Linked DNA regions of Homo sapiens: regions 1, 2, 4, 5, 6 and 7 are each linked to region 3. Evidence: chromatin loops called from intact Hi-C (ENCODE). Cell type or tissue: GM12878. All regions are shown on one strand.

Region 1 (4,000 bases), 100 kb after region 3:
ATGGCTTATCGCTTAAGTCAAATCATGCACTCAGTTGCTAAATACATTCCAATAGTCCCCCATTGCAATTAGAATAAAACCTAAAGTCCTCAATGCTGGCTACAAGGTCCTGCTTGTTCTGGTTCCTGCTTACCTCTCTGTCCCCATCCACTATTGCTGCCCTACTCTTTCAGAACATTCCAGGCACACTGGCCTGCCTTCTTTTGAACTTTCTATGTTCCTATCTCAGCCCCTCTTCTTGTTCTTCCTTCTCTTGGAATCCTTTCCCAAGTTTCTGAATGGCTGCCCCTTCTCATTACTTTGTAAAGAGGTGATCCTTGACCACTTTCCCTGCCCCAAGAAAGTCACTCTCATTGTTTGATTTTATATTTTATGTAGCACTTACAACTCTGCTCAGAACCTTCCACTGGCTTTCCATCTCACTCACATCAAATTCTCTTCCACAGCTCCCAAATAGCACACAATCTGGGCACCATTTCCTTTTGATCCCATCTCATGTCTGTCCCTCCCATCTCACTCTGCTCAGCCGTACTAATTTCCTTGGTGTTTTTCCAATATCTTAAGTGCTCTCCTAACTCAGGGTCTTTGAATGTGCTGTTCCTTTTGCCTGGAATATTCCCATCTAAAAACCCAGTGTGGATTAATCTCTCATGCCATTTAGATCTAGCTCAAGTGTCACTTATCAGACAGAAATACCAGTTTCAGGTGTTTCTGTCTATTGGGAGACTGCCTTTCCCTGGTGCTATATTAAAAAAAATTAGGATAAATAAATAATAAATAAATAAATGAAAAATACATTTTCTCTTCCTTATGATTTTATTAATAACAGTTTCTTTTCTCTGGCTTACTTTATTATAAAAATACAGTATTTAATATATATAAAATAATATGAGTTAATCGACTATGTTATCAGTAAGGCTGATAACAACTGCTTGATCATCACCTGATGGTCACCTGACATTCCTGGTAGGGGGTGGGAGGAGCCCTCTCCTGCCCTGCTCATGCCTGACTAGCTACCTACTGTAACAGAACAATGCCAGATTTCAGGAGTACCAAACTGCTGCACAATTGAAAATCCATGTATGTCTTTTGACTCCCCCAAAACTTAACCACGAATAGCCTACTGTTGACCAGAAGCCTTACTGATAATATTAAACAGTCAATTAACACATATTATGTTATATGTATTTAGATAAATACTGTATTTTTACAATAAAGAAAGCTAGAGAAAAGAAACTGTTATTAAGAAAATCATGAGGAGAAAATATATTTTCTATTTATTTATCGTTTATTTACCCTAATTAATACAGCAACCCCATCCCCATGCCCATCACTCTCTATCCCTCACCTTTTAACTTCCTTCAAAACTAGTTACATTCCTTGACATGTTAAATATTAATTTGTTTATTGTCTGCTTTCTACCAACTAGAATGCACCATGCATGAGAGCAGAAATTGTTTCCTCTAACTATTTTCATTGTTCTTAGAAGTGTTGGTGCTTACGAATAGTTTCTCATTAAATAAATGACAGAACTATTTGAAATTGCCTAATTAACACATGCACCTAATTTCTGTCTTTATGTCTTCACCACCTTCCCTGACATATAAGCCTTTGAAGACACAGCTGTAGAGGAGAAGGGGAGGGTTATTCAACCGCATTTACAAATCATAACTGATTTTAACTTCTGTATTTTCAGACCTCCCCAGCGACTTTCTCTCAGGAAACTCCACTCCCAACTGACAGGTGCTATTTCCAGCCAGTCCTATGCTGTTGCAAATAGTGAGTCCATGAATGCCCTCTGCCGTGTGCATTACTTATTTTCATCAGCAGATCTTCGTAACACACTCCTGGAAGTGGGATGACGGGGTCAAAAGGCGAATCCATACATAAGTTAAATAGATATTGCTCAATTCTCTTCCACGGGGTTCAGACCATTTTGGATTTCTACGAGCAATGAAGACAGTGCTATTCCTCTACACCCTGGCCGGCCAACTGAGCGTGGTTAAACGTGGGGAGGGAGGAGGGTGAGGTTACCAACCTGATGGTTGAGAAAGGGCCTCCGCCCAGCGCGCCCTTCCTCCACCCCCACCCGAGAGACAGCTGAACTCCGGCCGGGACGCGCGTGTTGCCAGTCCAGCCCTGCACCGCGTCCCCTGAGGGCGGGCTGCAGGCGGCCGGGAAGCCTTGCACAACCGGCCCAAAAGAGGAAGCCCAGAAAGTGCTGAAGTAAACACTTTGGGAGACCGTTGCAACATAAAGCGGCCTCTCAGTCTTTGGTGGAACCATCACTAGGCCCCAATCCCTTAGTCCCTCTTGCGTCGAGGCTGCAAAATGGTTCCATTCGCCAGGAGACGCTCCTGAGAGAAGGGCGCGCGCGGCACAGGTAGGGGGAGGCGCAACGTTTCCCAGAATTAAAATAAAATAAAATAAAATAAAATAAAAATCCCTTCAAGGTGGTTGTGTAGTAGGGGTGGGATGGGGGAGAGAAAATCAGGCGCAGACTCGATGAGTTGGAGAAAGCAGCCCCTAACTCGGAGTCCTTTACGCATATGTTTGTCTGTCCCACTGTCTCTAACCAGGGGCCTTCCTTGCACCTCGGAGCAAAGCAGCTCGGATAGCGCCACACGTCTGCGCGCTGCGTGGGAAGGGCAGGGCTGACAGCACTTCCTCCCCGGGGCAGCGACCTGGAGCCCGGGTGCGGCAGTCTGCACCGCGCGTCGCTTTCCCGGCCGGAGTCTCGCCGCCTTCCCGCGCCCCGCAGCGCCCCGCAGAGCAGTCGAGGTAAGTGGCGCTCCCAGTCCCGGGAGCCCTGGGAGCGCCAGCACGGGCCCCTCGGGGCTGTCAGGAACCCGTTTGTCAAGCCCGTCGGGTCCGACGCCGGGGGCAGCTCCAGGATCTGGCCTCGTGAACGCGTGCCCCCAGGCGTGGCCCTCGAGCGCAGCGGGTCCCCAGGGTCCCCTCCGCTGATCTCCACTCTGGACCCGGCTCGCGAGGGTGGGGGTGTGAGGGTTTGGGGTTCGGGTTTGCTTTTTCCCGAGCTATTGCAACAGATTTGACAGATTTCCTGCCCAGGAAATTGCTGCAAGGTCAAACGGGGAACTGCTATGAACCCTTGCACGTCCAGCAGGTCAGCAGGTCAGCAGGTCAGCAGGTCCGGGAGCCCCAGTCTCCCGGAACCTGGAGGGATTCTTGAGGGGCCAAGATTAGATGTGGATTAAATGCCAGCCGTGTGAGAATTTGAGTGTGGCTCGCAGTCTGATGCATCTTAGAGTGTTTCCTTCCTCTAAAACTTTTGGACAACTCTTTCCTCTTTTTAAAAATAACTTTTTCCCCCGAATATTCTCATTTTCATTTTAAAATACCATAAAGATAGATTTGGACACCAGGCACAAGTTTCATAATTTGGCTTGAAATGAATATCCAGAGGGCCTTTTACAGAATGGAGGAAACTAACTAGGGTGTCCTAATGTCTCCAAGAACCTCTGCGCAGGTGTTCCACCAAAGACCTAGCCCGGTGTACCTCTTACTTTCCTGCTAAGGTATTTCTTAGTTCATACCCCTGTGGAACGTGAAATGTGTTTCCTAGACACTCAGGGCATAGCGGTTCAAAAGAACTTTTAATGTGATCCTTGACGAGACGGAGTACTAGAGGAAAGTAACAAAAGAAAAGGGCCCGTGAGTTTATTATGCCCCCAGATGTTTTTTTCTGGTGGCATAACGTGGTTTAAACAAAGGTGCCGGTACTAGCTACTATTCATTTTAAAATCTGGGTCTCCAGAGAGAAATTTCAGAAAGGAAAACTTTGTCCTTTTTCATAAACCTAGAGCAGCGATTTTCCCTCTGGCCTCACTGGAATAATGGGTGGCACATGGGCCAGGACGATGATGCTGGCTGGCGAAATTAGCAAGGATCTGCTGAGAAATACTTTATAAAGTCTTCTAGTGGTATTTCCTGTCTGCTCAACGTGTGTTGTGAAAGGTCTAAGAAATTTAACTTCATC
Region 2 (4,000 bases), 150 kb after region 3:
TCTATGAGGCTTGAGATCTGGACTCTAGCCCAGTTCTTCTCATTAGTCTGGGAAGCTACTTAATCTCTCTGGGTTTCCAACGACGCATTTCTGAACACAAACATCAACAAGATCTGATTCTTACTTAATAACAACTCCCAGTTTTCTAAGAGATTCTATAACGATAACAAAAAGAGTGTGATTCAGTGTGGCAAATGCTGATTGCAAATTCATGCTAAGTATTTTTGGCTATTTTGTTTAGATGTCACAACAAGCCTAAGAATTAGGCATTATTGTTTTCCTTATTTTATAGACAAGGAAACTGAAGTCCAAGGAGATTAAATACCATGTCAAGTTGGTTGTTAAGGCCAGGATTTACTGACATGTTTACCAAGTGCAGTAGATAGCAAATCTCTGCTGGGAATGAAGATACCATTAAAGTGTTAGCATGACAGCTGGATTTTGAATGATCAGTAGGATTTTATGAAGGAGATATGCACAGAGGAGGATATTATTTAAAGGGAATAGCATATACAAAGACAAAAAGAGTTCTAAAAAGCCTGTTCAGAAAACATCAAGGGTCCTGAGGCCAGGCCTGGTGGCTCAAGCCTGTAATCCCAGCATTTTGGGAGGTGGAGGTGCGAGGATCACTTGAGCCCAGGAGTTTGAGACCTGCCTGGGCAACATAGCAAGACCCTGTCTCTGCTAAAAATAAAATAAAATAATGTAAAAAAATATAAATAAATTAAAAAATAAAAGGCCCCGAATGGGACAAATTAGGAAGGACTTTGAAAGACACGCTGAGTGCCTGAACGCTCTCCACTTCATCATAAGCAGCCAGGGAAGATTTTTAAACAGGAGAGTGACACATTCACATTTGTATTTGCAATTTGCAGCAACGGTGGTGGTGAATATTGATGGGGAGTCTGGAAGGCTGGAGGCTGGGTGAGCTGGTGAGGTGTCAACTGTGGCTTGATAGAGAGAATGAAGGCAAGGAGAAGCCTTCTACAGGAAAAGCCAACAGATTCCTCGACCGACTAGATGGAAAAATGGGAGGAGTAAGGGACTATGCCAAGGGTTCTAAGTCAGACTGATATGTGACTAATGGCCTTTTACCAAGTTAAGGCGCATGGGAAGAGAATGCATGAAGGGGAGTAGTGAGTCGGAGCTACTTAGAGGGAAATGCCTGGGGGATGTTGAGCTGGCTGTGTTTAGGCAAGCTACTCTGACCGATGCAATAAAGGCCGCCCTCATCCAGGTCCAAAATTCCAGATTCCATGGCTGGAATTGCTGATCTTCACGGCATCCCAAACTGCATGCAAACTGAGTTAAATGTGTGAGATTAACTCTGCCGTCGATATAAACATATGTCCTGTAAACCATATGCATCACAGTACTTAGGATAAATGTTTAAAAGACATAGTTTTGAAATGTATCCAGGTGGAAAAGAGAAACGATTTAAGGATTGAAAAACTGAAGCCTAGAAATATTAAGCATTAGGGAAAATTTCCTTGTCGTTCAAGGAATCTAAGGGAAAGTTTTAGCCTGGACAAGCGGCTTCAACCACCTCACCCCTCATCTATCCAATAATAACAATAATAATCACAAAATCTAGCTGATTTTGTAGTATTTCCATTTCTTTTTCATCAACAACTTGTGGTTCTTCCCAAGACATAAAATGAACTCAGAAGTGACATACTCACAAAAAGATTCTAACTCCACCCAGTCACGATGTGAGCATGGCTTGTTTGCAATGCATTGCTTCACTGTGATAACTCCACCCCAGCTCTTTCTGGCTGCTAACCCAAATAAGACTTTTAGCTGTCAGGGCTGGGTGTTTTTTTTTTTTTCCTCTCTCTCTCTCTCTCTCTTTTAATCTTTATTTTGACCTTTGGAAAATACCACACGTACATATAGGCACAGCCCTATTTTCTTACGCTTGTGTGTGTGTACACTGTATACATGTGTATAACTCTTGTCTGTCCATTTCAATAATAAGGTTTTCTTGCAGGGAGGTCAATTATGTAATATGACTGAATTTACAGATTAATAATTTTTGTTAACAAACTGCCCTGAAGTCAAATGTCTTTTTATCTTCACCGTGGGTGCAACTGTGATCCATTCACAAGCAAGTTTACTTATGACTGTACGTTTCAGCACAATTTTGATGTTGGCTCCACTTAATAACTCAGTAACAGACTCTGGGGGAAAGGAATGAAAGGGCAGGGGAAAGGGCAGGGGGAAAGATTTTCACCAGATGAATGCAGGGAGAGGTCACGAGAACGCGCTGTTGTTTTGAGTTATTTCCATCTTAGGTGGATGATTCACTGTGGCACGTCATTAACCTGTTATATAGCAGTGGTGTGCACAGCCTGAGAAACGAAGGCCTTTGGGTTCAGTGGGTTTTTCTGACTCATCGATGTCACATTTCCAGACTTTATTTTAGTGCTTTTCCAAATTTAAGGGTTCAGGAGAATGAATCAATGGCAAGATTCTTGTTACTCAAATTATATTTGATTCCTATAAGCTTATTGTAATGCTAGTTGGCAGTTTTGAGGTCAGCAAACAAATCTATATTTATTCTTATAAAATGGATTACTCTCATAAAAAAATCTGAAATGTGTTAACACCAATAATTACTCTTAATAATAATTCATCTGAAGGATTCCTTTATTTTCTCACACTATTGTACTCAGATAGAAAGCAATTCACATGAGCAGTTCTGGAATTTTATTGTTTTTTCCATTAATTTCCCCTTATTAAAATAATAACTTAAAAACCCATGACAAGATTTTTAATACCATATTAGTTGTTTTGGGAGACAATTTGTGAAACCATGGAGATAATATCTACTTAAATACTTTCTGCCATTTTGTAGGAATTTTTTTTTTTTTTGAGAGAGTCTCGCTGTGTCACCCAGGCTGGACTTTGGTGGCACCATCATAGTTCACTGCAGCCTCGACCTCCTGGGCTCAAGCCATCATCCCGTCTCAGCCTCCCAAGTATGTGGGACTACATGCACGTGCCCCCACACCTGGCTAATTTTTTAATTTTTTGTACAGAAGTTTCTCTATGTTGCCCAGGCTGGTTTCAAACTCCTGGCCTCAAGCAATCCTCTCCCCTCGGCCTCCCAAAGTGCTGGGATAACAGGCGTGAGTCACCATGCCCAGCCTTGTAGGAAATTTAAAGAAAGGAGGATATGATTCAGATACTTTGTAAGCAACTGTGTGGGGATAAAACCCCATGGAAATGACTCCTCATGCTGACTTCCCTCATGAACCAGGGGCAGGGCCCACCTGCAGCCATCTTCCTCTCTTCTAGGTGCCATAAACACTTTTTTAATCCCAACAATACACACAAAATAGGACAAGGATCTTCCATCATCCGTCACTGATGCTGTGTTTGATTCCTCTCTGACTTTCCCTGCACACATAGACCTAGACCTTCGGTGTTTTTCTCACCTGTTGCTTCTATACCTGGGTGCTCACCTGCCTGCTTTGTGTGGTCTGACCCTTAGCATTCACTGAGTGGCTTCCTTGGATTCAAACACACACCTCCTTGTCCCATGTGTATGTACACCTGATTCTTTGGGATGCGTCTGCCACTAAGAAATGTGCTAGTTCAATGGAATCTAGACCTCTCTTAACTAAAGACCCCTTCTTGTACCCTCTCAATGCCTCCTGGCCAACACAGTTTTACAACTTCCCATGCTCCTGCAAGACACCTCCTACACTGGACGCCAGATAGGGCAGTAGAGAAAATTAATACATCACATAGCAATTCAAGCATCTGTCCTCCAAAATAAAACATGCAAAACTTAAACCTTGAAATGATGGTGGAATATGCTCAGTGACCTCTAGCTCAGGGTAGTTTTTGTGTTTCTCAAGAGGGAGTGACTAGAAGGACGGCAAAAGAAAAGTCACTGCAGGGAGCAGAACATTCAGATGGAAAATGTTCTCAGTCCTGTTTGGCGAGGGTGATAAGGTTATGTAGGAGAAGAAAATAATTTTTTTCTTCTTAA
Region 3 (4,000 bases):
AAGATCAGGTTTTGAGTTGGTTTTGAGTCTTTTTGCCCAGTGCACTCCCCCTTATGTTGTCCAAACTTTGCCTCCACTTATTTGTGTATTGGTCTTATTTCCTTTGATATCATGTAAACTTGAAAATGGAAGGTATTGGGTCCATTCCTGCTGGGAGGCCTCTGGGAAGGAAAAATATTTTTTAGAAGCTCAGTGGTTGAGAGTCAGCTTAACTGAAAGCTAACATCTAAGATGTGTATATGTATGTGGGTGTGTTTGTATTTAAAAGGCCTTCATGTTTTTGTTTTTGTTTTTGTTTATTTCTCTCCTAGGACCTTGTCTTTTTGAGCAAAAGTTTTTTCTTCTCAGTTAACTGAATTCTGTTTTCTTCATTAATAGCTATTTCAACAGAAGCTACTCTGGGGCTTTTTTTTTTTTTTTTTTTTTTTTTTTGAGACGGAGTCTCGCTGTGTCTCCCAGGTTGGAATGCAGTGGCGCGATCTTACTCTGGGGCTTTTAAGAGAAAGTGTAATTTAGACACTTAGAAATGTCTTTGTTTGGAAAAAAAATTTTTAAAGTGCACTGTAAAAGCATCACATGGTCTAACCTCATAATACTTCTACCTTTTTGAAAACCCAGGATTCAGTGTGGGCTCTGCCCGGAACTCAAAGATACAGTTAAAAGATAGGAGAAAGGAGGTCTTACAAATCTATAAAATGGTTTTCTATTGGCATGCCTAATATGTCTATGTATTTATGTCTTGTGTACACCATGTTTCACTATTGAAAATATATAAAAGAGTTCTGATTAATTGGCTCAAAGAAAAATAAAAGTGCTTAAATATTTTAACAGAAAAATAGAAAAGACTAGTCAAATGCTTTTTCAAGTTATGTGACTAAAAGAAAATCTTTAATAAACAAGCTAGCTTTAAAAATTATTGGTAAAGTAATATTAGAGATGTCTTAAGAGTTGCCGACATACATTTTTGTTTGCATTTATTGATCACACAATTTCATACTTATCTCTACCAAATACTATAAGGTGTCAAAATTTGGCATAGAAGCTACAAAACTATAATTTATCCCAAAACAGAATGATCTTTGCTTGTGTAATTTCTAATAAATGAAACATTAATATTGGTTTAATGGAGATAGCTAAATCTTGAATTATTTAGTAAAAATATCCTAACTTATAATCTTGTGGCCTTAGGCAGTCTAGTCCACAGACATGAAGGAAGTTTGTTCTGGGAAAGGACTGTTATCTTTGTTTCAAAGCTAAACTATAAGCTAAGTTAATGAACAAGAATAGCTTGGAGGCTAGAAACAAGTCAGTTAGGTCAGGTCGTTTTCACTGTCTCAGTTACAATTTTGCAATGGCGGTTTCATAACTTTAAATGATGACTATTGCAGTTTTCATAAATAATCTAGGTAAATGATTAAAATAAGTAGATAAATGTAATGGAATACTCATAAACAAACTTGCCATAATTTCGAATCTAAAGTTATATTAAATTAAACAACGGATATTTCATTATTTGGGTATTCTCCAATAAAATACATTGTAGGAAAACATTCTTTTTTAGTTCTAATTTCCTTGAAAAAACTTTCTGCTGCTTGCTCTTTCTCAACTCCCTCTTGAAGGCAAATGACTTAGATTTGCTCTTCTGGGGTTATTTTCTAGATTTCATGGGAATTCTTTATTCCTTTTATTCTTTTTTTCTCCACTGGCTATGCATTTTCAAATAGTCTGTCTTTGAGCTCACTACTTCTTTCTTCTGCCTTATTAGTTCTGCTGTTGAGACCTTCTGATGCATTTTTCAGTTCAGCCAATGTATTTCCCAGTTCTAAAATTTGTTTAATTTTTTAAAAAATTATTTCAATCTGCTTGTTAAATTTCTCTGATACATTTCTGAATTGCTTTTATATGTTATTTTGGAGTTTGCAGTTTCCTCAAAACTGCTAGTTTGGATTCTTCATCTGAGAACTTACATATCACTATTTCATTAGGGTCAGTACTGGAATCTTGCTCTGTCCGTTTAAGGAGGTCATGGTTCCCTATTTGCTGTTGTTTATTATAAACATACAACTATGTCTTCGCATTGAAGGATTCGTTATTTTTTCCAGTCTTTGCTGTCTGTGTTACTTTGCTCTTACTAGCATATGTGTGTTTAGAGGTTACCCGTGAAATTTGCCTGTTAATTCCCTTAGCACTAGATCACTACCTCCTTTTTGGCACTAGATGGTGCCCTAAGACCAGGTTTGCCGCAGCTTTTGCAGCCTTTCAAAGCACTGCCGATCTTGGAAAGAAGGTGTCCCAGAGGGGATTCCCTGGCTGGGTGGGAAAGCTGGCTAGGGGTTTGTGCCCTCAAGGATCCAGGCAGTGCACCTCCTACAGCATGGTGCTGCCAAACTGCCTCTCTGATTTGGCATCTCTTTGCCCGGGATGGAGAGCAGCTCCCAAGTTGTATGCACTGGGGCTGCTTGCCCCACCTCTTCTGTCTAGCTCCCAGATGCCCTCAGGGTCCTTCTGGCTGCAGACACTCATGATGCTTCCCATGGGCTGAGACAGGAACAGCTTTCCTGCATAGGAATTCAAGATATTGGGGAAGATGGCTGTCCACCTTGACCTCCCTTTTTCCGGTGCTGAAAGCGTGAGTGCTGGGTGACATTTCCAGGAAGTGCCTCGCAGTTTGAAGGAAGGCTATTATGGATAGAGAAATCAATTTATCGTATGTTCTGCTTGCAGTTTTTCACGTCTTTGTGTCTCCAGGGATTGTCACAGCCTCGGTTTTGAGTTCTTGGATATTGGTGGTGATGATCTTTACACTGGCTAGTTCTGTTTCATTTTCTGTATGGGAGAGTGAAGTCAGATTACTTCTTCTCTGCCATTTTGGTGACATCACCTTAACCCTTATACTTTTTCACATCAGTGTGGAAAGCTTAAATTCTTCCATTTTTTGTCCTATATATTTTCAAAATAGATTTTTTTAAATGCCTCCCCCAAAAAAGGAGTTGTAAAATCATATCTTTTAAAAATTATATTAAATCCAGAGTTTTGTTTTTGTTTCTTAACAAGCACATTTAAACCCTCTAAGCATGTGCCTTGTTTGAATGGGATTGAATGTAATGGTAGTTGCTTTGGAGTTTCTAGGCCTGAATTGCTCCAACTTTGCTTTTACTCATCCAAACCCTGCTTTGGGAAAATTGAAATCCATGAATATTAAAAATTCAAATTTTCACATAATTAATCTGAGTAATACATTTTACTATGAAAGAACTCAAAATGTGCTTTTAAAAGGTTTCACTTCTAGTTTCTCCTAAGAGTTTCACTGCAGCCTTTAAAATACCCTTTTCCAAAACTCTATGTAATTTTCATAAATATATCAATGGAGTATGTGTTTTTATGCATATCAAAATAGGTTTCTTACTGGTTCCCACTTCTCTAACCATCAAGAATAGTGATACTGGTCTGGCTCACAGTGGCCTGTAAGCCCAGCACTTTGGGAGACTGAGGCGGGAGAATCACTTGAGGCCAGGAGATCAAGACCAGCCTGTGCAATAAAGTTAGATGTAAAAAAAAAAAAAGAATAATGATTCTTTATTTTATTTTTATTTTTTTTAAGACAGAGCCCAGGCTGGAGTGTAGTGGTGCCATCTCAGCTCACCACAATCTCCGCCTCCCTGGTTCTAGCGATTCCACCGAGTAGCTGGGATTATAGGTGCACGCAACCACACCCTGCTAGTTTTTTTTATCTCTTTATTTGTATTTTTAGTAGAGATGGAGTTTCACCATGTTGGCCAGGCCAGTCTCGAACTCCTGACCTCAGGTGATGAACCCGCCTCGGCCTCCCAAAATGCTGGGATTACAGGTGTGAGCCACCGCACCTGGCTGAATAATGATACTTTCAAAGAGCTAATCTCCTGGTCCAACATTCCACCTTTCACACCATCTCCCACTCTCTCACCAAAGTGTCCTATAACTGCCCTCCTTAAAACTTTTTACATCTGCAAAACTAAGTCCA
Region 4 (4,000 bases), 220 kb after region 3:
TTACAGGTGTGAGCGACCACACCCGGCTTACACCAGTCTCTTTGGATTTAGAGCCCACTTTCATCAGGATGACTTCATCTTAACTTTATTACATCTGGCAATGACCCTATTTCCAAATAAGGTTACATTCATAGGTACCAGGAGTGAGTACCATAGCTTTTAGGAGGAGGGAGATAATTAAACCCATAACATCCACCTACTCTACCAAGCTAGAAACAGAAAAAGCATGCCTGATTTTCTTCCTGTCCCCATTTCTCGTTAATCTATGAGCAAGTTCTTCTATTTCCCATCAAGATCTCCCATTGAGCCCTCCCTCAGTTCGATCTTATTCTTCACTCCAGATCCATCTTCCTCATAGCCCCCAGTGACTTCCTGTGTCACTGTGCTGTTTTAAAATGTCCAGTGCCCCCCACTGCCCAGGGGATCATGTCTAGATTCTAGTTTGACTCAAGGGTCTTTACTCAGATTCCACACCAGCTTAATTTCTGCTTCTTCATTCCATGGTTTCCAGACCTCAGCCATACAGAATTTCTCCATGTTCTCCAAATATATTACAGCATTCTGTCGCTTCTTCCAAAGACCCTCTCTTGGCCCATTTTCAAACTTTTAGTATGGAACATACTATTTCATAATCACATTACATATGTGATTTGATTACATCAGGTGTTTACATACATCTCTCCCTAAAACACCTCCAGGGAGCATTGCCCAATTAACACATGAGCTCTCTTATTCCTCTTTTTGTTGTTTTTTTGTTTGTTTGTTTGAGGTAGGGTCTCCTCCAGCCCAGTCTGGAGCACAGTGGCACAATCATGGCTCACCGCAGCCTCGAACACCTGGTTCCATCTATCCTCCCACTTCAGCATCTCTAGTAGCTGGAACTACAGGTGTGTGCCACAACACCTGGTTAATTTTTGTACTTTTTGTAGAGACAAGGTTTCACTGTGTTGCCTAGGCTGATCTCAAATTCCTAGCCTCAAGTGATCTGCCTGTCTTGGCCTCTCAAAGTGCTGGGATTACAGGTGTGAGCCACGGGGCCCTGCCTCTCTTACTCCTCTTAATGTACCTAGGAATTAGCATATTTCTTGGCACCCAGAGATATTTATTGAACAAACAGGACCTTGGTTCTTTCACTACCTTTGGCCTTGGATAAATTGCTCACCCTCTCTCACCCTGTTTTCTCATTTCGTAAGCTCAGAGGGTCTATAAGTGCCCTTTAAGCAGTGACAGTCCACAATCGCCCTGACCTCTGTGTGCTGTTCTCATGTCCCAAGAGAGCTTCTCTCTCTTTATGATCGGGAACAATCAAATCAATTGCGAAAGAGCCTGGCCAGTGACACTGCACCAGCATTTTCCTGAAACCTCTTTGCAAATGATTATTCAGCAAAAGGCTCGGTTAGGCAATAAGCTCCTTGGCAAAGTCTCAAGACACGGTGGAGAACAAGCCCAGTGACTTGCTCTATAATGTCTGCAAGGCTGAACGATTTCTGCATCACCAAGGGAGCCAGAAAGGAGCTTTTTCCCATTAGGTAGCTCATCTTAGAACCATAAAATCTGAGGATTGCTAGAGACCTTAGAGGTCATAGAATCCTCCTGTATACATCCATAGCACACATATAGTGTAAGGAAGGAACTTGGTGAGACCTGACCTATAGCAAGGTTTATCACCCCATCATCAGGGGGCTGTTTTATGTTCAAAAGTCATTTTCTTTAAGGGAGTGACTACATTTTGCTCTATTTCAATGAATAACATTCTTAAGAAATTGTTTAGGGTGCTTGTTAAATGGCTAACTCTATATAAGCAGTTGCTTTGTGCATTTTGTTGCAAACACGATGAGATTTAGTCTGCTCTGGAAACTTGGTTCTCACGTGACATCTACCAAAAACAATAATAGATTATCTTGAAGGTAACAATGTCAGCTTTTTAAATGTCTGAGTGGGGGGTGGGTGGAATAGCTGCTTTCTAAGAACAATTATAAACATTCAATTGCTGAAGAGACCAATGCTTGCCTCTCTTACATGACAATCAGAACACAAATGCTGTTTGTAGGTCAGAGAGCCGTGTTTCTGGTGCTGAAAGACAAGGGCATTGGTTTGGCTTTGCACATGTTATTGTTGAAGGGAATGCTGGAGGCATTTGTGGGCTGTCATGTTCCAGCCAATAAGTGTTGGCTTTAGTATATTTTTCATCAATATGACCTTCAGGTTAATTAAGAAAACAAATCCTTTTTGCTATCGGGCCATATTACCTGAGTTGATAGATATTTCCAATTTTAAGGGCCTCCAAAGAGGATCATTATTGGAGTAACATTTGCAAAAATAAAATCTAACATTCAGAATGAGGGAGTAAGCATTGAACCGCCAAAACAGTAAAATGCCCAGCAGCCATTCAAAAGTGTTTGCTGTCATCTGCTGGCTAGACTGGAAAACTACAGCAACATTCAGGAGCCTGATGTGAAGTTCTCACCGTCGGTAGAGAGAATGTCTGTGTTCCTGTTTGCTATGCCCAAGCAAATAGGAATTGACCGTTCTTCGAGCAATGGAGATGCAATTTCTGAGGCCGAGTGACCTACATAGAGAATACATATTTAAAGACAAAAATATGAGTAGAGTTTCCTCAGTTGCCTGAAAAGACCAAAGAGAGGAATTTTTAAAAAATCATTTCTGAATTTTTCCGTAGTCTCTTCCAAGTCTGGGATTTGGGTTTAATAGCTTAATACAAACACAGAAATTCTAGGTGGTTAGTCAGGAGACCCCCAGGTTCTAGTGGGGTCACAGGGAGGAATATATAGTAACCTCTCTGAGCCTCAGTTTTCTCATTTGTGAAACCAAAAATTACTAAACTCTCGTCAAGCTCTTGGAGTCTATAAAGGTCTTGTTATCCTTTCTGGACAAAGATTACAATCCCACACGCTCTTGCTGGCTGAGTCATTAGAAAGTCTAGCAGAGTGACTAGACGCTGCCAGTCAGATTCCAACTGAAGTTTAAAGACACGAGACCCTTTGCTTAGAACAACTTTGAGAATAGCCATTTCCTTGGAGGTCAGTGATTTAAGATGGAAAGCGAAAGAGAAGTGGAGAGGTCCATGCAATACCCTAAGAGAGGAATTGGACAGCTTCCCTCCTTTCCTGCCAACTGAAGAGCAGATAGATGCTTCCAGCTCTCTTGGCTTTCCATTCCACTTTCAGCACCACCAGCAAATGAGGATTATCCTAGCAGGATTAATGAATCCTCTGAGGACAGGAGGAAGAAGAAAGAGGTGGTACCATACCACACACACACACAAACACACACACACACACACACACACACACGATGCTTGTGGTTAATTATTTTTCTACATAATAAAATGTATTATAATAAACCTTATAATGACCCATGAAAATTTACATGGCCCATATTAATATCTCAGAACCTATGTTTGGTTGCCGGCCCCTCGCCTGATGACGGTGATTTCTAACTGAACAGGAAATATTGTGCTTGTTTCTTGATTCTTCAAGTATTCTGACATCTGGACTGGAATACCTGCCATGCGCTGGCCATGTGCTAAGCACTGAGGGTCTTCAGCAGTGAATAAGACAGATGTAGTTCCCACCTTCATGGAAGACACAGTCTATCAGAGACAGACACATAAAACAGAAACTAACTGGGCTTGGTGGTTCACGCATGTAATCCCAGCACTTTGGGAGGCTAAGGTGGGAGGATCACTTGAGCCCGGGGTTTCAGCACCAGACTGGGAAACATAGCAAGAGTGTTTCTTTAAAAAAAAAAAAAAAAAGCCAAGCATGGATGCATGTTTGTGGTCCCAGCGACAGAGGAGGCTGAGGTGGAAGGATTGCGTGAGCCCAGGAGTTAGAGGCTGCAGTGAGCCGTGATGGCACAACTGCACTCCAACCTGGGCAACAGAGTGAGACCCTGTCTTAAAAAATAATAAAAATTAAACCAGAAACAACAGAAGCAATGAGGACTAGGAGGAATGCAAGGAGTTTCTCTTTCACAC
Region 5 (4,000 bases), 390 kb after region 3:
TCTTCATCTCCCTTCCTTTTTTTAGTGAAAATAATATTAAAATCTAAGAGAGGGCTGTCTAGGGGGATTGTTTTGTGATTGACTGATATTAAAATAGAATCCATTTTAGGCCGGGCACGGTGGCTCACACCTGTAATCCTAACACTTTAGGAGGCCGAGGCGAGTGGATCACTTTAGTCCAGGATTTCAAGACCAGCCTGGCCAACATGGCAAAACCCCGTCTGTACTAAAAATACAAAAATTAGCCGGGCGTGGTGGTGCACGCCTGTAATGCCAGCTACTTGGGAAGCTGAGGCAGGAGAACCGCTTGAACCCGGGAGGTGGAGGTTGCAGTGAGCCAAGATCACTCCACTGCATTCCAGCCTGGGCAATAGAGCGAGAGTCTCTCAAAAAAAAAACAAACAAACCAGAATTCATGTTATTATCAAAAGATGACTTATTTATTTACATACTTACTCACTTGCAAAATACATTTTGTACTCATGCAAAATACATTTTGTAGTTTACTAATAAAGACAGTGGCTTGTTTCCCAGGAAATCTGGTGGAAATGAGACCTGAGAGGTCAGAGGGCCTGTCCAGTTGTTGTTAAGCCAGACAGTAGCTGAGTTGAGACTTGAACCCAGAGCTGGGTATGGTAATCCTGCCTTGTTTCTCTCTCTCTCTCTCTCTTTTTTTTTTTTTTTCTGAATTTCTATTTTCTCCAGGGCTGCTTGTGGCCTGGAATTAATGGGCTCTCTTCCTATTACTTGATTTTCAAAGCCTCAGAGTACCACTACAGAATTGCATATTGTGGGTCACATTAGCAGAACACTCTTTTTTTTTTTTTTTAATTCATTTTTTTGAGATGGAGTCTCGCTCTGTTGCCCAGGCTGGAGCGCAGTGGCATGATCTCAGCTCACTGCAACCTCCACCTCCCAGGTTCAAGTGATTCTCCCACCTCAGCCTCCCGAGTAGCTGGGATTACAGGTGCACACCACCACATGCCACACCTGGCCTCTTTTTTTTTTACAATATTCATATCTATCTATAGGCCTCATTCAGATCTTGCCAGTTGTGAACTGTTATAACGAAAGGGAAAACATATTTTTCTGTTCCAGCATCCAGTCCAGGATTTCACGTTGCATTTTGCTGTCATGACTCTGTAGTCTCTTGTCATCTAGAACAGTCTTTCTTTGCCTCTCATTACCTTGGTATTTGGAAGAGTGCAGGCCAGTTATGTTGTTGAGCCTCTCAGTCGGGCTTCTCTGATACTTCTCAAGATTCGATCCAGGTTATGAATATTTGGCAGGAATACCACAAGAGCGGTGCTGTCCTCAGCTCCTCATACCAGGAGGCGCGTGCTGTCTTGTCTGTCCCATTACTGGTGATGCATGCCTGGATCGCTTGATTAGGATACTGTCGGGCCGGGCACAGTGGCTCACGCCTGTAATCCCAGCACTTTGGAAGGCCGAGGTGGGCAGATTACCTGAGGTCAAGAGTTCAAGACCAGCCTGGCCAACATGGTAAAACCCCATCTCTACTAAAATTATAAAAAATTAGCTGGGCATGGTGGCGGGCACCTGTAATCTCAGCACTTTGGGAGGCCGAGGCAGGTAGATCACCTGAGGTCAAGAGTTTGACAAGCGTGGCCAACATAGTGAAACCATGTCTCTACTAAAAATACAAAAATTAGCCGGGCGTAGTGGCAGGCGCCTATAATCCCAGCTACTCTGGAGGCTGATACAGGAGAATTGCTTGAATCCGGGAGGCGGAGGTTGCAGTGAGCCGAGATTGCACCATTGCACTCAAGCCTGGGCAACAAGAGTGAAACTCCATCTCAAAAAAAAAAGATACTGTCTGCCAGGTTTCTTCAATCTAAAATTACTATTTTAACCTATTTTGGGCAAAGTATTTTCAGATTATGTAAATATTATTCTGATGGTTGTCAAATGGCTGTTTTTCTATTTTCATCATTTCTTCTATATCACTCTTCTACAAGAAAGTTGGTATCCTATTTTTTTTGTTATTATTATTTCATTCTCAAAAGAGCTGAAGAGTTGGTATTCCATTGTAAGGAAGCTCTTAACTGTATGGGCTCTTGGATTCTTATTTTATTCTGTATCTTTTTTTTTTTTTTTTTTTTTTGAGCCAGGGTATCACTCTGTCACCCACGCTGGAGTGCAGTGGTGCAATCTCAGCTCACTGCAACCTCCACCTCCCGGGCTCAGGTGATCCTCCCACCTCAGCCTCCTGAGTAGCTGGGATTACATGCGGCTGCCACCATACCCGGATGACTTTTTTGTATTTTTAGTAGAGACGGGGTTTTGCCATTTTGCCCAGGCTGGTCTCAAACTCCTGGCCTCAAGTGATCGCCCACCTCGGCCTCCCAAAGTGCTGGGATTATAGGCGTGAGTCACCGTGCCCAGCCATCTTATTTTATTCTGTAGATTATAACACTGTCATTATTTTAATACTCAATTATCCAACGTATGGCCAGTAGGGGAGGCCCTTTAACCTGGCTCTGTGTCCTCCATCATTTTTTCAGCACCCCATTTCTGGCAGGAGATATTCAGCCCTGTTATTCACTGTTCTCCAAGGAGCCCACATTCCTTTTGGTGGAAAATGGTGTTAAGAAACCAGAATTTGAGTACTGGGTGTCATCGTTTCTAGACCCACTCAATGGACAGAGCTAGGAAATACATGTATGTATTATATGTAATGTAGGTAGATACGTGTATATCTTTCTGTACCCATCCATACTTATTCAAAACCACGAGGTATCAAACAGATAGTTCCAAATCCATCTAACACCACAGGATTTGTGGTTTATTCCAGGATTCCATCTTTCCATATTTGTAACCCCCTTCCCAAACAGTGAGAGACCTGGCTCCTCTTCTCCGCGGTGTATTTATTTGCACAATCTGAGAATATACCATAGGAGTTTACAAATTCATGACTCATATCTCTGTGAAAAACAAACCCAGTAGCTAGAATTCAGTATTTATCATTCCTTTTGTCTTGGGCCTGAGGATAATAGAATCAAAGCACTGTTCAAAAGTTACCTTTCTCTACGTATCAGTGTGGTTGTGTTATTATTTGGAATATATTAACCCATTTATGCCTAGTGTTCCATTATTGGAATGCTAAGCTTGTGGAGTTATTTCTATCCTACTGCTCAAGGTCATTACCAAGGTCTGATTTTTCACAAAACAAATTTGCAACCTCCAGCATAAATGGGTTAATAGTTGGTTCCTTTTTTTTTTTTTTTTTTTTTTTTTTGAGACGGAGTCTTGCTCTTTCGCCCAGGCCGGAGTGCAGTGGCACTATCTCAGCTCACTGCAAGCTCTGCCTCCCGGGTTCACGCCATTCTCCTGCCTCAGCCTCCCGAGTAGCTGGGACTACAGGTGCCCGCTACCACGCCCGGCTAATTTTTTGTATTTTTAGTAGAGATGGGGTTTCATGGTGTTAGCCAGGATGGTCTCGATCTCCTGACCTCGTGATCCGCCCACCTCGGCCTCCCAAAGTGCTGGGATTACAGGTGTGAGCCACCGCGCCCAGCCTAGTTGGATTCATTTTTATTCCACTTTAGGGATTCCCTCTCATTCTTGCTGATTTCGTGTTTTGGTTTTGAGCGTTTTGTTATTGTTGCTGTTGTTTTGAATGTTTGAAACAACGTGGCTGGGCACAGTGTCTCATGCCTGTAATCCTAGCACTTTGGGAGGCCAAGGCAGATGGATTGCTTGAGCCCAGGAGTTTGAGACCAGCCTGGGCAACATGGCGAAACCTCTGTCTACAAGGAATACAAAAATTAGCTGGGTGTGGTAGTGCACACCTGAAGTCCCAGCTACCTGGGAGGCTGAGGTGGGAGGATCACCTGAGCCCTGGGAGGTCGAGGCTGCAGTGAGCTGTGATCACACCACTGCACTCCAGCCTGGCAACAGAGTGAGACTCTGTCTAAAAAAATAATAATAATAAAAAAAATAAAAGACATTAATGTAGCTCCAAAAGTCAGAACTATAC
Region 6 (4,000 bases), 550 kb after region 3:
TGGCACTTGTGCCAGAGCCCCGGAAGTGTTGACGTAGAGGCCAGTCCTACAGAGGAAAGACTGGCACAGAGTAGGCTGTCAATCAATACTAAGTAGTATACTTCAAGTAAAGCTGTTAGGAAAGAGAACGGATGGTGCAGAAGTACACAAAAAAGAAAACCCCAAGGAAATGAAACAAACAAAACTGCAATTAAATGATGTGTTTATGGGAGTAGAAAGCAGAATTCACGTTGCAAAAATTGAATCAGTGATATTGGAACACAAGTAAATAAAAGTGTATCCATTTAATAGGTAAAAAGAAGAGAGTTATGCCTTTTATATTGTTAAAAGATATACATCGCACTCAAAAATAACTTTATGCATTAAATAGAAAAACTGTAAAATGTATATAATTGACACTCTTAGAAATACAGGTAGAAGTTAAGAGACATCAATTCATGGGTGGAGATTTCCCAAATGCTTTCATAAAAACACTTAAATAAACCACACACACCCACAGTTGAAAACATTTTCTAGTAATGAAAACATATATTCCAAAATTTAGTATTTTAATGATGAAATTGTGTTTCACATACTCGTGCACTCTAAACATTTTGTAATATAAAAATGTGACTTTTAAAACTGGAAAATATAATTTGTTACACATTTTCAAACACAAAGTTTTAAATGGAGCAGCAGCACAATGTAACTTGGAATCTCTCTCCTAATGTCTAAATGTAATGTGATGTTCTAAATTGTATCCTGGAACAGAAAATGAATATTAAATAAACTGAGGAATTCTGAACAAGTATGATTTTTATATATCAATAATTCATCAATATTGATTCATTAATTGTATCAAATATACCATACTAAGATATTAACAATAGAGAAAACTGGGTTTGGGGCTTTACAGGAACACCATACTATCGTCACAAATTTTCTGTAAATCTAAAATGGTTCTAAAATTAAAATTCTATTTAAATCAATGGCAATATATAAAATTAATTAAATCTGAATTGTGGAAAATATAGCTTTTATTATAATTTTCCTTGATAGCTTCTGAAGACGAAGCTTTTATTTTCTATTTTTAGGTGAAATTGCACACATTTTCAGTCTAACTGTTTATTGTAACAATATTTGCAATACTAAAAGTTTTATAACTTATAGATTCATAATGCAAAGCAAAGCATACTGTTGGTTTTATTTTTGGAATGCTATATGAAACACATAACCTCTTACTTAAGATTTATAATAACAATTCTATGGTATTTCATAAGGGAATATAATTTCCATAAAATATAAGTTAATTTTATCTCAATGATTGTGAAATGGTTAACAAATATCCAAGCTAAAATAAGAATCTGTTTCTAGATTAGAAAGAAATATAAACTATATAATTCTTTACTTTTAAAATATTATAGACATGACTAGTATTGTAATAATAACAAAAAAGTATCAAATATTTTACATATATTCTGTAATCTGCCCTTAACAAAATTCTTTAACTTAACCTTTTTGAGAGGAGCTACCTATGAAGTCTAAAAAGGTTTAATTCAAATTTGTTTTAATATCAGCAACTCTTCAAACTTTTCCTGACCCTGCCAAGAAATTTGTCTTCCTAATATCTCTTACTCTGTAAATTTCTCTCTATTTCTTAGAGAGAGAGAGAAAGAGACTAAGACAGAAAGAGAGAATTTATAGGAAAATAAGATAGGAAGGGTTATAATAACAGCTTCCTTTGATTTCTCCATCCTGAAGTCCCCATTTTCGTCTCTGAGAGCTGATCTGGAATAGGGTAGGCTATAGGGACAGAGAAAATCAGAGTGCTAGAAAGAGCTAGGAAGGGAAGAGGTGACCTGAAGATCAAATACTGAAGAAGGGGCTAATAGATGGCAAGGAAAGTGGTGAGCACAGCATGCAGTAGATGGGGTTCTAGTTAGTGAAGACCCACAGGGTGGAGGGTAATCCCATGCAAGGGTCAAGTGTAATTCAGTGACAACATAGGCAGCATGGGAGACCTACCACAGTGAACCAGCGATTGGCACGTTTGTAAGGACTGTGTTCAGATTGCGGGTTTTTTTTTTTTAAAGATTAAGTGATCTTGAAATTGACATTCCATGTCATTTTAAAAGATAAATGGTAAAGCAAATGTTTTATTCACGTGTCTTTATTTCTCCCCTCCATACTTTTCCCTCCACTCTTCTTTTTTTAATGTGGAAGTTTAAAATCCCATCTTACATTCATTTTTTTAGAAGTAGAAATAATGGGAAAACTTCACTTGGATAGGGAACGCTTGAGTAGAGCTGCGTCATTATTTAGTCTTTACTGCCGCTTAGTGGTAAGGAAGAGACAAAAGTTGACTGAGAGGATCAATTGAGCAAGTCAGCGAGTGATAGCGATGCAACCCAGATTTATTGAAGAGTAATTGTAATTACTTTTTATATTTTGTAGGCAAAGAGCTCTTACTGCTTTACACGCAAGGTTTATTGAATATACTTTTTTTTTTTTTTTTTTTTTTTTGAGACAGAGTCTCGCTCTGTCTCCCAGGCTGGAGTGCAGTGGCGCGATCTCGGCTCACTGCAACCTCTGCCTCCCGGGTTCACGCCATTCTCCTACCTCAGCCTCCCGAGTAGCTGGGACTACAGGCGCCTGCGACCACGCCCAGCTAATTTTTGTATTTTTAGTAGAGACGGGGTTTCACCATGTTGTCCAGGATGGTCTCAGTCTTTTGACCTCGTGATCCGCCCGCCTCGGCCTCCCAAAGTGCTGGGATTACAGGCGTGAGCCACCGCGCCCAGCCGAATTTACTTTCTACGACAAAGTTTTATGTTATAAGCATTGTATGACTTTTAGTATTACCTGAAACGTAATGAAGTTTGGGCAAGTGTTGTTGGTTGTTTTTGTATTGTGATTACAGAACTGCATTTTGAGAGGCTGAATATAAACTGAATGCATCCTTAGCTGCTGGCCTAGAAACTTAACGTCCCCTGAGTGAAGCTGCACATTGGGAATTGCGGGTGGTAGAACACGTTTGTTAAAATAGTTTGTTCTCTTCTTATTTTATTATATTATGCCTTAATTTGTAGTAATTTATTAATATGTCGTATTTCCCTTAAGCTTCCTAATGTCAAGACGGTTATCATTTTTTGTGTTTCTTAATGTCTTGTCCATAATTGCTGCTCAATAAATGTTTGCTCAGTTAATCTCATCGAATAAGGCAAAACAATGTCATTTTAACTATTAATTAAGACTGGCTCTGCATTAGCAGAGCAGGGACTCTAAAGTATGTGTCTCAAAAGCACTTTTTATCCCAAAATCATTAGGCAACTGTAGAACTAGAGATCACAGAAAAGGTGTTGGAGTGAAGTCATTGAATAACCTTGGATTTACTCATACGTGCTCTAACCAAATGGATACAGATCAGAGAGTCTTAGCGTTAAAACAGGCCATAGACATCACCTAAACCAATAGTTAAACCAGAAAAAATATTCCAAGGAACATTTGGAAGGTGTATTGAACTGTTAAAAACCTGAAAGTTAAGAGAACTAAGAATCCAAATGGTGATTGCTTGAAAAAAAAAAAAATGTTAGCAGGACACCATGGCTCAGTCTTGTAATCCCAGCACTTTGGGAACCCGAGGCAGGAGGGTTGTTTTAGGCTAGGAGTTCCAGACCAGCCTGGGCAACAGGTAAGACCATGTCTCTACAAAAAATGAATAAATAGCCAGATAGGGTGGTGTGTCCTTGTAGTCTCAGCTACTTGGGAGGATTGCTTGAGCCCAGGAGTTCGAGGCTGCAATGAGCTGTGATCGTACCACTGCACTTCAGCCTGGGTAACACAGTAAGACCCTGTCTCAAAAAAAAAAAAAGCCATCTCACAAAAGAATACTACTAACTACTACTGCAAAGAACATATACTTTTAACAAAGTTAGCTTCATGTGGTTTGTGTGCATTTTTAAATATTTAAAAGTGATCCATGCTTTATACGCTGTTCTAAATGCTTCTGTAACATCTCGGA
Region 7 (4,000 bases), 170 kb after region 3:
AAATTAGCCAGGCATGGTGGCAGGCGCCTGTAGTCCCAGCTACTCAGGAGGCTGAGGCAGGAGAATGGGGTGAACCCAGGAGGCGGAGCTTGTAGTGAGCCAAGATCACACTACTGCACTCCAGCCTGGGCAACAGAGTGAGACTCCATCTCAAAAAAAAAAAAAAAATCAGTCTCTCTTAACCTTTGGGGGCATTAAGAACCCCTTTAAGAATCTAATAAAAAATTGGAAATCCCCAAAAAGACATCCTGATCCAAAAGTATGCATATAATTTCAGGGAATGTTCAAATCCCTGGAGATGTGTCAATCTATAGATTCCTTAGGTCGGATCCCAGTTTGTGAGCCAAGCGGATTTTTCTGGTCTAAATATACGAACCACTGTTAAAGTCATCATTTCATCTTTTAAGTTACCATTCCCAAGCTATAAAGAGTGACTGCCTTCTATATCTTTGAGTTGAAGAATTTTGTTATAGTCATCTAAATTCTGAAAATTGAACGTTTCAGGTAATGGATACCCCATTTATCCAGATGTAATTATTACACTTTGTATGCCTTTAAAAAGTAATTAATAAATTCTGAAAATCAAGCATGTGAAATTTGGTACCTTTTGTTAATACAACGTAGCTGAGACACTAGCAATGACAGAAGTGATTACTCACTGGTATTACTTAATGGACTGTATTGAAGAATATCTTGCCCTTTTCCAGGAAGAGGAAGAAGCCCAAGCCAAGGCTGATAAAATTAAGCTGGCGCTGGAAAAACTGAAGGAGGCCAAGGTTAAGAAGGTGAATCATGAATCCCTTTTGCATGGGGGCAGTTCAATTAAGGACCTGTGATTATGCTTAATGATAAAAAACAAAATAAAGCCGGGCGCGGTGGCTCACACCTGTAATCCCAGCACTTTGGGAGGACAAGGTGGGTGGATCATGAGGTCAGGAGATCGAGACCATCCTGGCTAACATGGCAAAACCCCGTCTCTACTAAAAATGCAAAAAATTAGCTGGGCGTGGTGGCAGGTGCCTGTAGTCCCAGCTACTCGGGAGGCTGAGGAAGGAGAATTGCTTGAACCCAGGAGGTGGAGGTTGCAGTGAGCTGAGATCGAGCCACTGCACTCCAGCCTGGGAGACAGAGTGAGATTCCATCTCAAAAACAAGAAAAAAAGAAAAAAAGAAAGAAAATGTTGTGTGATACTTTCCAAATAGTTGTAATTTTCAAAAACTTTTAAGGACAAAGATAAGAGTACACAATTGTTCTTTCTATAACATCAGTTAGCTCACTTGTGATTGATAAATAAGGGACTTGTGTTAATATAAATGTAGAGGTTTCCTTGGCTTGTACATGATTTTTTTTGCTGGCTTATACATGAATTTTCCTGGGAGCTGGAATGATGGGAGTAGAATTATACCTTCAACAAGAAAGGAAAGGGCCTTTGGCTTGGGTGCTGTACAGGCAGGGGCCCTTTCAGCTCTATCTTAAGACATTTTAAAACAAGTTTGCACATCCAGGGCTCCCTTCCTTTGAGCTGCCCTCTCCAGGACTTTGCAAAATTCTTGGTTGATAGCAGGTGGCGCCACCTTTGGGGAATGCCTAACTGGGTCAGAGCTCAGCTTCTGTCGGCCTGGCCTCTGCTTTTCCTCAATTGCTCTTGTCTACTTTTCCTATGCCCTGGGGCAGCCGTCAGCCCTGCTGCTGACCTAGATGTCCAAGTTATATCCCAGGGTACCAAATGCTGTTTTTGCTGGTGCTCTGGTTTCAAAATAGGTTTTGAGTAATCTGCCCTTAACCCAACTTTCCTAATAAGCCTGTAAGTTGATCATGCATTTTTTCAGAGTATAGGTTTTTGAAGAACACATGTATTGTATTGTAACAGCAGATACAGCTGTATTTAACTTCACTAGAAGAATATACCTAATGATAATAAAGTGTTAATAATAGTTAGGCTGGGCGCGGTGGCTCATGCCTGTAATCCCAACACTTTGGGAGGCTGAGGCGGGCGGATCACCTGAGGTCAGGAGTTTAAGACCAGCCTGGCCAACATGGTGAAACCCTGTCTATACTAAAAGTACAAAAATTAGCTGGACGCAGCGGTGTGCATCTGTAATCCCAGCTACTCAGCAGGCTGAGGCAGGATAATCATTTGAGCCCAGAAGGCGGAGGTTGCCGTGAGCCAAGATTGCACCACTGCATTCCAGCCTGGACTCCAGAGCGAGACTCCATCTCAAAAAAAAAAATTAAAAAAAAAAAGTTAATTTGGTAAATTAAGGCAAAGATGAAACAGTCTTCATCGTGTTTTGTTTTGAGACAGGGTCTTGTTCTATCACCCAGGCTGATCATGGCTCACTGCAGCCTTAAACTCCTGGGGTCAAGCAATCCTCCTCCCTCAGCCTTCTGAGTAGCTGGAACCACAGGCATGTACCACCATGCCGGCTGATTTATTTTTATTTTTTGTAGAGTTGAGGCCTCCCTATGTTGCCTAGGCTTTTCTCGGACTCCTAGGCTCAAGCGCGCCACCCATCTCAGCCTCACAAAGTGGTGGGATTACAGGTGTGAGCCACCATGCCTGGCTCTTCATCTGATTTCAACTCCTGAAGCAAATAACATCTCTGAGACTCATTGAGGATTTTCTGCTAAGAGTTGTGTGAATTGTCCTTTTCACATAGGGCTTTACGCTTTCTATTCCCATGGCACCTATCACAGTTCTCTGAATGAAGGTGTTCAATACCTGCCGATGGATGGATATTCAGGAAGTAGTCCTTGGCTACCCCTGGAGCCAGACTTTCAAGGTTCATCTAGGGGAGTCTTCCCAGATTAGTCTGGTTCCACTCATTCCAAACGTGCCCAAATTTCCTTACCATTCTTCTCCCCTGTTTTCTGCAAGTGATTAATTCCACAGTCCATCATTGGAACTCCACGTCCTCATCTGCCTTGTCCTTTTCTCAAACCTTGGTTAAATCCAACTTTCCTCCTGCTCAGTCCTGGGTGCCCAGTGAGCTACCCTGGTTCAATCACTCTCTCACCTACAAAACCATTTTACTTAAGAGACAAGGGTCTCACTATGTTGCCCAGGTTGGTCTCAAACTCCTGGCATCAAGCGATCCTCCCACCTGGGCCTCCCAAAGTGCTGGGATTACAAGCATGAGCCACCACACCTGGCCTCAGCTAATGATTTTGTTGCCCATTTTGCAAGGAAAATAGACACAGTCAAAACAAAAGTTGCGCAAGCTCCCACCAAGACATCTACCTATCTACCTGCGTGCATCTGTACCCATATATCCCATATTCTTTCCTTAACAATGGATAAATCATTATGTTTCTGCCGAGGGCCAGACTCTTCTCTTGGGCTGCAGTCTCTCTTTCTGTCCTCCTCTGCTCAAAAGTCTCCGATGTCTGACCATCTCACACGTGAAGCCAGAATGAATCCTCCCAGTGGCCTCCAGTCCCTGCATGACATGGCGACCAGTCACCTCCCTGGCCTCATCTCCCAGTGTTCACTCCTTCATTCACCCCATTCTAGCTGCCTGGTCTCCTGGCTGCCCCTTAAGCACTCTAGGCCTGCCCTTGCCTTGGGACCTTGGCACTTTGCAGGTCCTCTGCCTCTTCCCTGGATTCTGAGTAGGTTCGCTGTGCATCTCCTTTAAGTCTTTGGTCACCTTCCTAGCGAGGCCTTTCCTATCTAACACCACATGCACACATCCCCAGTATTCCCAATCCTTCCCCCACTTTAGTGTTCCCCTCAGTGCTTAACACTACCGTGTGTGTGTGGGGGGGGGGGGTGGGGGGCAAGGTCTTGCTCTGTCACCCAGGCTGGAGTGCAGTGGTACAATCACAGCTCACTGAAGCCTCAAATTCCTGGGCTCAAGTGATCCTCCCACCCAGCCTCCCAAGTAGCTGAGACTACAGGTATGCACCACCATGGCCCACTATTTTTTAAAATTATTTGTAGAGAAAGGATCTGGCTATGTTGCCCAGGCTGGTCTCAAACTCCTGGCCTCAAGCAATC

The links. A loop is a pair of places that touch in the nucleus more often than their neighbours do. Peaks named below come from ENCODE experiments on the same cell type or tissue, not always from the same donor. Only the 100,000 strongest peaks of a DNase experiment are listed, where the experiment ranks them.
Region 1: it touches region 3 in a loop (4-fold over the local background); 9 of 110 quality-filtered maps call a loop at or near these places.
Region 2: a loop joins it to region 3, with 2.6 times the contacts of the local background. A loop is called at or near these places in 7 of 110 quality-filtered maps.
Region 4: it touches region 3 in a loop (11-fold over the local background); 90 of 110 quality-filtered maps call a loop at or near these places.
Region 5: a loop joins it to region 3, with 4 times the contacts of the local background. A loop is called at or near these places in 17 of 110 quality-filtered maps.
Region 6: it touches region 3 in a loop (11-fold over the local background); 29 of 110 quality-filtered maps call a loop at or near these places.
Region 7: it touches region 3 in a loop (7-fold over the local background); 9 of 110 quality-filtered maps call a loop at or near these places.

The regions. Positions count from the first base shown.
Region 1 is chr10:26,436,073-26,440,072 of GRCh38, forward strand. APBB1IP (amyloid beta precursor protein binding family B member 1 interacting protein) reads left to right here and starts at 2,269. Exons shown (of 15, transcript NM_019043.4): 1 at 2,269-2,383; 2 at 2,580-2,781. RefSeq lists enhancers at 1,586-2,115, 1,833-1,962, 2,523-2,602. In GM12878, a CTCF peak has its summit at 1,788; a DNase peak (open chromatin) is centred at 1,899; H3K4me3 peaks cover 2,704 bases; H3K27ac peaks cover 3,493 bases.
Region 2 is chr10:26,485,382-26,489,381 of GRCh38, forward strand. The region is part of intron 2 of APBB1IP (amyloid beta precursor protein binding family B member 1 interacting protein); the gene reads left to right. Among named protein-coding and RNA genes, the nearest start is that of APBB1IP, 49 kb to the left of the region's middle. RefSeq lists an enhancer at 1,842-1,891. In GM12878, no CTCF peak of the experiment used is centred here; a DNase peak (open chromatin) is centred at 2,240; H3K4me3 peaks cover 268 bases; H3K27ac peaks cover 2,150 bases.
Region 3 is chr10:26,333,044-26,337,043 of GRCh38, forward strand. No RefSeq gene overlaps it. Among named protein-coding and RNA genes, the nearest start is that of APBB1IP, 100 kb to the right of the region's middle. In GM12878, a CTCF peak has its summit at 2,219 (motif pointing right); a DNase peak (open chromatin) is centred at 2,238; H3K4me3 peaks cover 549 bases; H3K27ac peaks cover 1,198 bases.
Region 4 is chr10:26,554,855-26,558,854 of GRCh38, forward strand. All of the region lies in intron 11 of APBB1IP (amyloid beta precursor protein binding family B member 1 interacting protein), which reads left to right. Among named protein-coding and RNA genes, the nearest start is that of LINC03028, 22 kb to the right of the region's middle. In GM12878, a CTCF peak has its summit at 2,417 (motif pointing left); a DNase peak (open chromatin) is centred at 2,379.
Region 5 is chr10:26,726,672-26,730,671 of GRCh38, forward strand. The region is part of intron 8 of PDSS1 (decaprenyl diphosphate synthase subunit 1); the gene reads left to right. Among named protein-coding and RNA genes, the nearest start is that of PDSS1, 31 kb to the left of the region's middle. In GM12878, a CTCF peak has its summit at 2,491 (motif pointing right); no DNase peak of the experiment used is centred here.
Region 6 is chr10:26,879,889-26,883,888 of GRCh38, forward strand. No RefSeq gene overlaps it. Among named protein-coding and RNA genes, the nearest start is that of ABI1, 21 kb to the left of the region's middle. In GM12878, a CTCF peak has its summit at 2,313; no DNase peak of the experiment used is centred here.
Region 7 is chr10:26,502,490-26,506,489 of GRCh38, forward strand. APBB1IP (amyloid beta precursor protein binding family B member 1 interacting protein) reads left to right here. Exons shown (of 15, transcript NM_019043.4): 6 at 708-785. Among named protein-coding and RNA genes, the nearest start is that of APBB1IP, 66 kb to the left of the region's middle. In GM12878, a CTCF peak has its summit at 1,583; no DNase peak of the experiment used is centred here.